Regions from separate parts of the Homo sapiens genome. Here all the other regions are linked to region 3. A link is a contact called in ENCODE Hi-C or POLR2A ChIA-PET data. All regions are on one chromosome and are shown on one strand. Each heading gives the region's core, a stretch centred on a gene start or an enhancer-like site at or near the end of the contact. The rest is flanking DNA. Distances are from core to core; before and after follow the strand shown. Region 1 overlaps LOC105374524 (a long non-coding RNA gene). Region 2 overlaps LOC105374524 (a long non-coding RNA gene). Region 3 overlaps LOC105374524 (a long non-coding RNA gene).

Evidence for each region. Hi-C counts contacts between places; a loop is a spot of excess contacts on that map. ChIA-PET counts read pairs that join two places held with the same protein, here RNA polymerase II (POLR2A). Pooled maps may share reads with other maps.
Region 1: a loop to region 3 is called in a map of PC-9, with 5 times the contacts of the local background. The contact joins two enhancer-like sites. A Hi-C loop is called at or near these places in 7 of 168 maps with a recorded cell type or tissue (CD4-positive, alpha-beta memory T cell, CD8-positive, alpha-beta T cell, PC-9 and 3 more), 2 of 37 single-sample maps with no recorded cell type and 13 of 50 pooled maps. POLR2A ChIA-PET finds 5 or more read pairs at or near these places in 3 of 52 experiments (GM12878, T-cell and activated CD4-positive, alpha-beta T cell).
Region 2: a map of PC-9 shows a loop between it and region 3 (8-fold over the local background). The contact joins two enhancer-like sites. A Hi-C loop is called at or near these places in 1 of 168 maps with a recorded cell type or tissue (PC-9) and 7 of 50 pooled maps. POLR2A ChIA-PET finds 5 or more read pairs at or near these places in 2 of 52 experiments (IMR-90 and MCF 10A).

Annotation. Positions count from the first base shown.
Region 1 is chr4:23,288,912-23,292,501 of GRCh38, forward strand. All of the region lies in intron 13 of LOC105374524 (a long non-coding RNA gene), which reads left to right. Among named protein-coding and RNA genes, the nearest start is that of PPARGC1A-AS1, 480 kb to the right of the region's middle. Within about 2 kb of position 1,885, at least 2 of the 41 ENCODE cell types and tissues checked have a DNase peak (open chromatin) inside an H3K27ac peak, as active enhancers do; they include PC-9, where a contact is called at or near this core.
Region 2 is chr4:23,371,600-23,375,049 of GRCh38, forward strand. The region is part of intron 17 of LOC105374524 (a long non-coding RNA gene); the gene reads left to right. The region is part of intron 2 of LOC105374523 (a long non-coding RNA gene); the gene reads right to left. Among named protein-coding and RNA genes, the nearest start is that of PPARGC1A-AS1, 400 kb to the right of the region's middle. RefSeq lists a silencer at 1,567-1,861. Within about 2 kb of position 1,857, at least 7 of the 41 ENCODE cell types and tissues checked have a DNase peak (open chromatin) inside an H3K27ac peak, as active enhancers do.
Region 3 is chr4:23,332,720-23,336,124 of GRCh38, forward strand. It overlaps LOC105374524 (a long non-coding RNA gene), which reads left to right. Exons shown (of 19, transcript XR_007058437.1): 16 at 707-807. All of the region lies in intron 2 of LOC105374523 (a long non-coding RNA gene), which reads right to left. Among named protein-coding and RNA genes, the nearest start is that of PPARGC1A-AS1, 430 kb to the right of the region's middle. RefSeq lists enhancers at 1,477-1,526, 1,587-1,816. Within about 2 kb of position 1,377, at least 4 of the 41 ENCODE cell types and tissues checked have a DNase peak (open chromatin) inside an H3K27ac peak, as active enhancers do; they include PC-9, where a contact is called at or near this core.

The sequences.
Region 1 (3,590 bases), core at 635-3,134, 43 kb before region 3:
CATGACATTATGCAGAAGTCACTATACCGTGTCCCACTTTGAGCAGGCTCAAGAATCTTTTATTATTTTTTTTTAACCTATGTGATAATTAAAGGTCAAAGCTCTAGATTACTATTCTTGCCTATTGCACCAAGATAGCTTTTAGCTTCTTTGCTCAATTACCGTTCTGGATTTGCTTCTGTTTGGGGTCTTAATTTCTGAAGGATTTCTCATATTTTCTTGTGACATCAATTCTATACTGAGAAGGAGCTTAAAAATGGCTTTTGAGGGCATCTCAAGGAATTCTGTAGCTGGACAATTTGAAAGCAATTAGAATTTCATATCGCTGATCAAGGAAACCAGCGCAATAGCTTCAATTCATTTTTTGCTGTGGAATTCTGGAAGAATATGTAAACAAATAGAACACATGAGTTAAAATTTATTCTGGTGGTTATGGGATTGGAGGGCTTCAGCCTCCACTTGCTCACCACATCATCCCATGTACCAATAGAGAAAGCTAACAGAGTTTGCCAAAGAAGAATGATAGACTCATGAGAAAATGTCCCAAGTTCCCAAAAGAAACTTTGCAAAGAAACTTTGAGAAAAAATTATATGGTTAAGTGTGAGACTACCCATCTTCACTTGCAAATATTGTGGATTTACTGTACTTGTAGACCATCTTATTATGGACCTGAATAGAGAAACAGTGGGTTCGAGTAAATCTTGTCTGCAAGTTTTAAGAAGGAAGCCAATTCCATTTTGGAGAGGCATACCTTACGGGATATCTGTACACTGAGAAAAAAAAAAAGTGCTGTGCAAGGGATTGGGGCACTTTTTCTTTTCCTAAAAGGCATATGGATACCTGATTCCTGCAGTGTCAATAGCTTTCCATCCCAATGAAAGAACAACATGGACATCAAGATTTATCTTCACTTCATACCCATCAAATCAATATAAAAATCTGCTGCTTCCATGGAATGAGAATGAACCAAGTTTTACAGTAATGCCAATAAGATGAGCAAAAGAGAAAATGCTGAGAGTTTTTATTTAGGAGCTCTATCTAAATGGGATGTGCATAAAATATCAAGCATTTAGATGTGCTGAAGTTATAAGGAGATCGTGTTGGTATGAGGAACAAAAAGGGTCTTTTACTCCCAAAGTGACTATTTCATGCATTCTGTATAGTCTAGAGTGAGTCCATCTGTTCAGCACACCATTGCCCATTTTAAATAGCAAAACCAAAGCCACTGAAACCTCTGGGCTCATTTTAAAAATGAGTTAATGAACATCAAAGTGTAAGAGATGGATGATGAAAATGTACAACACTGTAAAAATCCTCCTGGCAAAATGTCCAATAGAGTAAATATAGCTCCTATTGCCTTCCTTCTGTCGGAGCCCTCATCTTTGCTTATGTGGGTTCTTGGTCACTGACACTCGCTAATGTTGCTCCTTGGCTGCTAAAATGGATCCTGCGTCCCGGCATGTCCACCTTCCCACTCTCTCTTTTGTTTTTTCCCTTTAATATATGTTTGTCAATTTAAGCAATAGCTTGGGAGTTTGATTAAAGCAATAGCTAATTCAAAAAGCTTAGATTTAAATATATTTTCTCAAAGGAAATTAAATAATATGGGAAATCCGTCTAATTATAGGAATTTTAAAGATTATAGCAATTTTTTTCTGATAAGCCACATGAATAAGAAGAATGAGCAGATTATAGAACAATTAAATAGATATAATATTTATTTATTTTACTGATGGTATGTATAGTCACTGACTACACATGATTGAGCTAGGAGTGGCCTTAGCTGATAATCATGAGGTCTGTTTTTCTTCATCTTCTTCATTCCTGGAGTTCTAATCTAAAAGTTCTTTGTCATATTCAGCAACATTCTAGACACTACCTTTGTTTTAATCCTCAGGGTGTTATATATCCCTTGTGCTGAACCATTCTGACCATGCGTCTCATCCTAAGCAGCTTGAGTCATTTTCCGTATTCAATGCCTGTGAACACCTGTTTTGACTCCGTGAGGTCTCTCCTTGTTTCCTCTTTTCAGGACCTCTTTTCCCTTGAGGATGACTGGAGTTTTCCTGTCCTGTGTCAACTTAAAAGTAAGCCAGAAAAGCAAACAAATAAGTAAAGCACCCACTGAAAAACAGTTATTTACAGGGTATTATCAAATCCTATCAAAGTATTGTAGCTTCACACTGTCTCTCTCAGTGTTAATTTATTTGTGACATTTATCATTACCTGAACTTGCATATTCATTTGCTTTGTGTATGGTCAGTAAAATCCTGATCCTGATCCTGGTCAGTAAAATCCTGATGAAAACTCCATGCAAGCTGGGATTTTATCTGTTTTCTTCACTTTCAGGAATATCTATGCCCAAAACGGGTCCCATCACAGGGCATGTGATCAAAGATCTTTGTTGAATGAATGAATGGCTGGCAAAATATGGATGTGAGTCAGGAACTCACTTTAAATAATTCCATGAAATATAAGACAGTTGTCAGTGTTGCCGATGGAAGATCCCAAACACTATTCTGGGCAGTTAGAGCAATTTCATTTGGAAGTTAATGAATATACATTTTAAAAAGTGCTGATTTCTGTCACTTTTCTCCAAAAAGTATGCAAATAATTGGACAGAAAATCAAAGGTGACTGCATTTCCTTTAATGCTCCTAGGCTCTGTAGATGTGTTGTATGAAAATCATAAACATGATAAATAGAAAGATTTCTCACCTCTTTTAATTCAGGCTTGAGTAATTGACATTCACACTAAGTCTTTAAGTAGAGGGAGAGATACGTAGGAAAAGGACTGAAAAGTAAAAAAGCAAAAAGTGATTACACACACACAAAAATGACACCTTTTAATCTACACTTTTCACCTATTCTTGCCATGTGAAGGTTTGCAACTGTTTATGTCATGTTGTCTTAAATGTAATGATGATGATAAAGTTAATAATAATTATGGTAACATTTACCTATATGAATTATATTTCACATGTATAAACTTATGCTATGTACTGCATAGATTACAGGAGGTGTAGCACCAGCACACCCTGTAAACCCAATTGTTAGGGCCCTGTCATTTGCTTTCTATTTTAAAGCTTCCTAGTAGAAAAAAGACGTAGGATTCAAGGAACATTAGCGAATAAGATATTTGTAGGTCTTACAACTGTCTAAATTATTATTGATATATTGGCTGTTAATCTTAAAACAATTGTTAAAGAATGATTTGTAAAAATATGAAGACACAACACACAGTTATAATAAACTGAAAGTAAAAGTCTAGATGATTTCACCGAACGTGGGAGGGCATTGGACACAGGAGAGAAATAGAACAGGAAGGTAAGAATTTTGCCTTGGTTTGAGGGAGGTGTTAAATTCATTTTGAATGTGTGTATTAGTTTCCTAGGACAGCCATAATAAATTACCACAAACTGGGTGGTTTCAAACAACCAAAATTTATTCTTTCACAGGGCTAAAGGCCAGAAGTCCAAAATGAAGATGTCAGCACTGTTAGTTCCTTTTGAAGGTTCTGAAGGAGAAACCCATTGCATGCCTCGCTGTTAGTGTTTGTGGCAGCTGTGCAACAGTTTCCTGGTGTTCCT
Region 2 (3,450 bases), core at 607-3,106, 39 kb after region 3:
TCCCAGAGGGAGTACACCCAGAAAAAATTAGAAATGGAACTGTCTGCTCCATTAGCAATGCACAAATTTTTTATGGCCCAGGACCACTCCGGAAAGAATTGCTTATGACGCGATTCTCAAGTCATCAAAGCCCTTCCCACATGTGTAGTGAGGTCAATGCTGATGTCTCAGCCTTGCTCAGGAGAGTGCAAATCAGTTGCTCTTCTCCATTGTGGTGCTTTAAGGATGCGGGAACACTTTGAAAGGAATGCCTTCCTCCCAGCATAAACCTCCTTCGTTTACAAGGTGTTTTAGATGGCCCAGATCCCCAATGGATTTCTTTCTCCTGACTATGGAATACCTGTCCTTGAAGGTAAAGTTCAGGTGCCTAACTGATAAATACTTATTTTTCCTTGGCTTCTGCCTTTTCTTTCAGAATGGCCTCCAGGCCTCCCCTGTTAGAACCCCAAGGATGTCTCTGCTGAGACAAGGGGATGAGGAGAGCACAAAGAAATAAGTGGTAGATAAGAAAGAAATAAAGCAAATCGGATGGTTGCCGGGTCTGTGTGGATAGAAGTAGACATGGGAGACTTTTCATTTTGTTCTGTACTAAGAAAAATTCTTCTGCCTTGGGATCCTGTTGATCTGTGACCTTATCCCCAACCCTGTGCTCTCTGAAACATGTGCTGTGTCCACTCAGGGTTAAATGGATTAAGGGCGGTGCAAGATGTGCTTTGTTAAACAGATGCTTGAAGGCAGCATGCTGGTTAAGAGTCATCACCACTCCCTAATCTTAAGTACCCAGGGACACAAACACTGCGGAAGGCCGCAGGGTCCTCTGCCTAGGAAAACCAGAGACCTTTGTTCACTTGTTTATCTGCTGACCTTCCCTCCACTATTGTCCTATGACCCTGCCAAATCCCCCTCTGCGAGAAACACCCAAGAATGATCAATAAAAATAAAAAATAAAAAAGAAAAAAAAAAAAAAGAAAGAAATAAAGCATAAAATCCAAGATGCACTGAGTTCCTATAATGCAGCAGATACTTCATACATATCATCTTATTTAATCCTTTCTAGCAGACTTAGGGGAAGGGCTTATAATATTCATTTTGCAGAAGAGAAATCTGAGTGTCAAAGAAACTTTCCCAAAGTCAACAACTAATGAGAGAGAAAGTCAACATTAGACTCCATACTTCCAGAATCCAAAGCTCTTGAACTATTTCCCCCAAATTGCCATCTCCTTTAAAAAAAGGAATAAAAAATATATATATATATATATTTTTTTTTTCTTGCCCTCAAGATTACAAACTGGGCCGGGCATGGTGGCTCACGCCTGTAATCCCAGCACTTTGGGAGGCTGAGGCAGGCGGATCACCTGAGATCAGGAATTTGAAACCAGCCTGGCCAACATGGGGAAACCCCATCTCTACTAAAAATACAGAAATTAGCCGGGCATGGTGACGCTAGCCTGTAATCTGGTAATACTAGCTACTTGGGAGGCTGAGGCAGGAGAATCACTTGAACCCAGGAGGTGGAGGTTGTGGTGAGCCAAGATCACACTGCTGCACTCCAGCCTGTGTGACAAAGCAAGACTCTAACACTCTGTCTCAAAAAAAGAAAGAAAAAGAAAAGAAAAAAAAAGAAAGAAAAAATTGCAAACTGGCTTACACCAAGTGGAATGCAATCAGATTCCATGGCCACTTCTGCATTTGTTTTTAATTCCATGTAATCACCATGGCTGCAGCTTTTAATCTCCTGAATGGCCATAGCATACATTGCTGGTTCCATGCCAATCCCCAGAGCCCAGGCACCACTGAATGCAGGTAAGTGACTCACATGCTTTGAAAAGTTCCTTGACTCACCCTGTCAGTGACTATAGTCAGGGTTCCTTATCAACAAGTCCCGCCCCTTCTTGATAGGGGAGGACCTCTCAGCAGCACGAGTTGCCACTTCATCCTTCACACAAAGCTGTGGTTGTGTGGCTCCACAGCCCCCTTGTCAGTAATGAAATGGCCATGTGTGCAGTACTGTGAAGGGCCACAGATAGTTGCCAGGCATGCCAGCTGCAATGGAGTGTTTTGAGACATTGGAGTTTATGAGTAATGATCTAGGAGAGCATAGTTATTTTTTCTGAAGTGGGCCACAGTGAGTTCATTCTGGTTTAAGGGGCAGTGTCAGCCTGTGAGTAGTGTGCCGTTGGGGAATGCTAAGTGAATATTTTATGGTTACCGATACAAAATGGATGTTTTCCCTCTGCTTTTATTCACCCATCCATTCGTGTAATAAATATTTATCAAGCAACAATTATAATCCATGTACTACACTAGGAACATGGAAAACAAAGATGAATAAAGTATAAACTGTGCTCTCTGTAACTTAAGAGTTCAGATAGGAAGGTGTGCTTGTAAACAGAGGCATTTGGTAAAGTGTTCTGTCTATTACAGCCCCAGCATATGCAGGGCTTAAAGGAGAATGTGCTCAATAGGATCTGGGAAGGAGACAGAGAAGAGTATTCAGAAATACTTCATAGGGGAGAGCTTCCTTGCAAGAAAGCATTTTCAGCAGGAAAATAAGAGCTGTTGAATTAGATCAGTATGAAATTAAATCCTAGTTCTATTGACATTGAGCTATGTAATCATGACCTTGATTTTACCTTTCTGAGTCTCATCTGTACAGTGAGGATGACCCTACCCATGCCTACCGCAGAGACTTGTGAACATTGAATGAGATTCATGTTGGGCAATTCAAAGAGAGTTTTTAATAGTTGTGCATAATTCAGTACTTTTCCAGGGACACAGTCCCTCTGGGTAAGAGGGATGATTTTCCCAGTCATGCTGTCTGAACTTTGGCATGTGAATGTTTCCTTTTACCAATCTAAGATGTGCCAAGAGCAGGGCACCGTGACCTTAAAGATTAGGAATGTGAGCTGACAAATCAAAGAATTCAGTGACACCCAGGTACACGTGGTGGATAGTGATCACCACTGTTCCCTTGAGGAATGACGATTTACTTTACAACAAAAAGGAATGTGTTAGCCATTACTTCATGCTGTCCTTCTGAACTGTGAGAGTGTCAGGTATTCATATGTGGAAACCTGAACAAGAGATAAACAAATGTGACTTAATTTGCAATCTTTGTCTTTTTAGACTAGTCAATTATATATTGACCGTAATGCCTTTTCAGACTTATAAATTATATATTTTCTGTTACATTTGGAAAGTTAAGTCCATGTAATAGACTTATCAACTACTCAATGAAATAAAGCAGTGATTATTATTCCTGCATCAGCCAAGGTTCTATATTGCAAGCAACAAAATCTGACTCTGGCTTACTAAGAAAGAGAGTTTATTGAAAATATATTGAGTAGCCCACAGAATCATTAGGCGTGCTGGGGAACCAGAGTAACTGCTAATCTTTCAGGAGCTGATCTGATAAGAAAAGCAAGAAAACTGTGGACCCCACCATTGAAC
Region 3 (3,405 bases), core at 127-2,626:
CCTACCTAAATATTGTACGCTCCAAGTAAATTGAGAAAATAAGTGTTGGAGATGGGGAGAATGGAAATGGAAAGATAAAGAAGAGTTTTATCTTTGAAAATAGATATTTATGGTACCTTATTTACTTTAAAATAAATGAGATACCTATTCATGCACATATCTCAGAATAATTACTGTATTTTCTAATGGGAGAAGCCTTAGAAAATATCCAGTTTATTGCCCTATTTTAAGAAATGAGGAAACTGAGTTTTAGAGAAGTTGAAACACGTTTTCCAACCATGGTTACTTGCAGATATAAAGAATAGAACTCAAATGTTTTCACTCTTAGTACAAAATTATTTCCTTTCTACCAATGCAGCTTTTAGACAAATCATCACATTATTAATTGATCAGTCAACAGTTTTTTATTGATTATACTACAATGGGCCTTATAACTGGGCTCTATAAGAAATGGGAAATAAAAAGAATGTATGAACTGAAGACAACCCATTAAAATATCAGAAAGACAAGGTAGCAGCAATTTTAAATGAGTCCCTGTATTAATTGCTGTTGCAGAACCTAATGTTACCAAATGTTCATTTGGATAAAGTGGATATCTGAAAATCATAACCTTGATTATTAGGTTGTCTGATATGTGCTGTGAATGAGAAGTAGGTAGACTTTATTTCACATGGTCATTCCAGTTGATTTACCGTGTTTTCTTCAGGCACTTTGCTGAGAAGAATTCTGAGGTCCTGTTTGATGTCAACAGAAAGAAATGCTATAATCAATGTGTAATGACAGCCATACTAGTGACAATAAGACCAGGTAATTATCAAATATGTAATCAGTATAATAATAAAATCTTATATTGTACCTTTCTTCGAAGAGCAAAGATTGTTTCCAAATTCGAGTCACGAAATTAAAACAGAAAGCCTTACTTCTTACTCCAGAGAATGACTGGATGCCAAAAGATTAAGTAAGCATCACTAATGTGCTTACATGAGACAATATTGTGGCCAATTATATTTCTATCCTGCCTACATTACTCAGATCTTAAGGTGATGTCACTATGCGTTTGAGTGTATGTATGTGTGTGTGTGTGTCTGTGTGTGTGTTATGACATTATACCTGGAGAGAAAAACAAATCACCAAGGCTGATTTCAGAAGAAGCTTTGGCATCCATATGCCACTCACCTTAATCATTTTTAAATCAGACTGTCCTTCAATCTTACGATTCAGTCAAGGAGCTAATTGTATCTTGTCAATGCCATAGATACCCTCAAAGTCCTATAAAAGATGTTCTGGGCTTATGTAGGCTGAATTAAAAGACATTCACTTGTGGTGGCTTTAAACCACATAGGATGACTCATCATATCAGTTATATCCACTTGTGCTGACGTTTGTCTTGCGTAACCATTGTGTTAAGTGCTTTCCATAAAAAGCCTTCATGCAAATCTTTTTTTTTTTTCCTGATCATTAAGGCACTTTAACACAAAGAGGTAGAACAGTACGTTGTAACCACATCCTGGGTTTGTTTCTCTGTAGGAAGATTGCTTTGTGCCTGAAAGCTGTACAGGATATTTAAAGACTAGAGCAAATGATTAAATTTACCCACTTTTTTTTTGTTCCTGGCAGCCTAAGCCCTAAGCTTTACCTGTCATTCAACTCATCTAAATGCCAAAGAAAAGGGCTGACACAGAGTAGAAATCTTGTCACATGACCTCACCCTCCTCCCCATCTCCTTTCTAAGGGCTCCTGCAATTGTCATTTACATTAAAGTTCCGTGCTTAGGCCTGCAGGTGGAGAATTGCTCTTTTGTTGAGAGTTAGTTTCTGTTACAGGTCAGAAAACAGAAGACTTTGTCAGAGGTTGGGCTGCTTTCTAAAGTAACTCATTGCCAGAATTTTCTAAACAAGAAAAAAAGCCAGAAAGCAAGGCAATTCTTGAAATGTTAGTACAAGATAAAGGTGTCCATTGGGAAATGAGCAACATGGCTCTGGGGTTCTCTTGAAATTCAGAGTTGAAGAATTTAGCAACACTGACACTTCTGACACGTAGAGGAAATGTGGGAGAAAATGCAGCAATTCAATAAATTCTACAAACATTTATATGCTACTGATAGGCTGGGCACTGCTCTAGGCCTCAGAGATACCAGAGACTGATTTAGACTATTTCTCCAGCTTCAAGGGGCCCAGCGTCTGTGAGAACAATTATGCATAAGCAGTTGTAGCAGAAGTACAGACTCAGTATAGTTGGAAGGGATTGAAGGGCACTGCAGAGTAAAATGAAACAGAGGGAATGGAAAGTTCTTCTCATGTCTCCCATCATCTTCGAGACTATTTTGAAGACATAAATACAGACATAGTGCAGTGTAGATAAATAGGCATGGCCTTTGGAACAAGTATGTCGTCAAATCATTTTCTGTCTAGGTGATCTTGGGTCAAGAAAGGTTAGGCAATAACCAGAGGATATTCCCTATATGTCTTCAAAATAAAGTCTATTGTTCTAAGACCATAGAAAATATGAAGATTTAACTGAAATAATGGTTCATATTTTAGCCTAAGTATATATCCTGTTATATAATCTGCTGTTACTTTCTTTTAATTATTTTTGTAGTGATTGTGAATTTCCTTTCTTCTTTAATCTTGTTTGTAATTAATTGGCTTTAGTGGATTCGGAACTAATGGATACTTTTCTTGAGATATTTAGAAAGTACAGAAAAATTCAGAAGGGAATGCTATGGTTTTAATGTTTGTCCCCTCCAAAACTCATGTGTTGAGAGCCTAATCATTAAGGCCACAATGTTGGGAGAGGGGGCTTAATGGGAGGTGTTTAGGTCTTGCGAGCTTTGCCTGCGTGAATTGATTAATGCCACAATAAAATGGTTTTTGAGAGTGGGCTCTCTCCCTTCCACTCTTCACCAATGTGAGAAGCAGCATTGCTCCACCTCTGAAGGAGACAGCATTCAAGGTGCCATCTTGGAGGCAGAGACCAGGCCCTCACCAGAAACCAAACCTGTTGGTACCTTGATCTTGGACTTTTCCACTTCCAGACCTATGAGAAATACATTTCTGTACTTTGTAAATTACCTAGTCTCAGGTATTCTGTTACAGCAGCACAAAACAAACTGAGACAAGGGAAATTAACCAATCTATAATCATCTTATCCCACCACCCAGACTTAATCACTGTTGGCATTTTCAAGCATTTTCTTCGAGAATTTTAATAACCTGTTTTATTTTCCTAAAATTTATTTTTTGGATATCTACCCCATCATGATTTATGATACAATCCAATTTTTATTGGTGGGAGTATTCATGCTTATAATTTATTTAATCAATCCCATATGATTGACTATTACTATTTATTTTTTACCAACATTATCACTTTTCAAGTGTTTCAACATTATCACCACTAGTCAAGA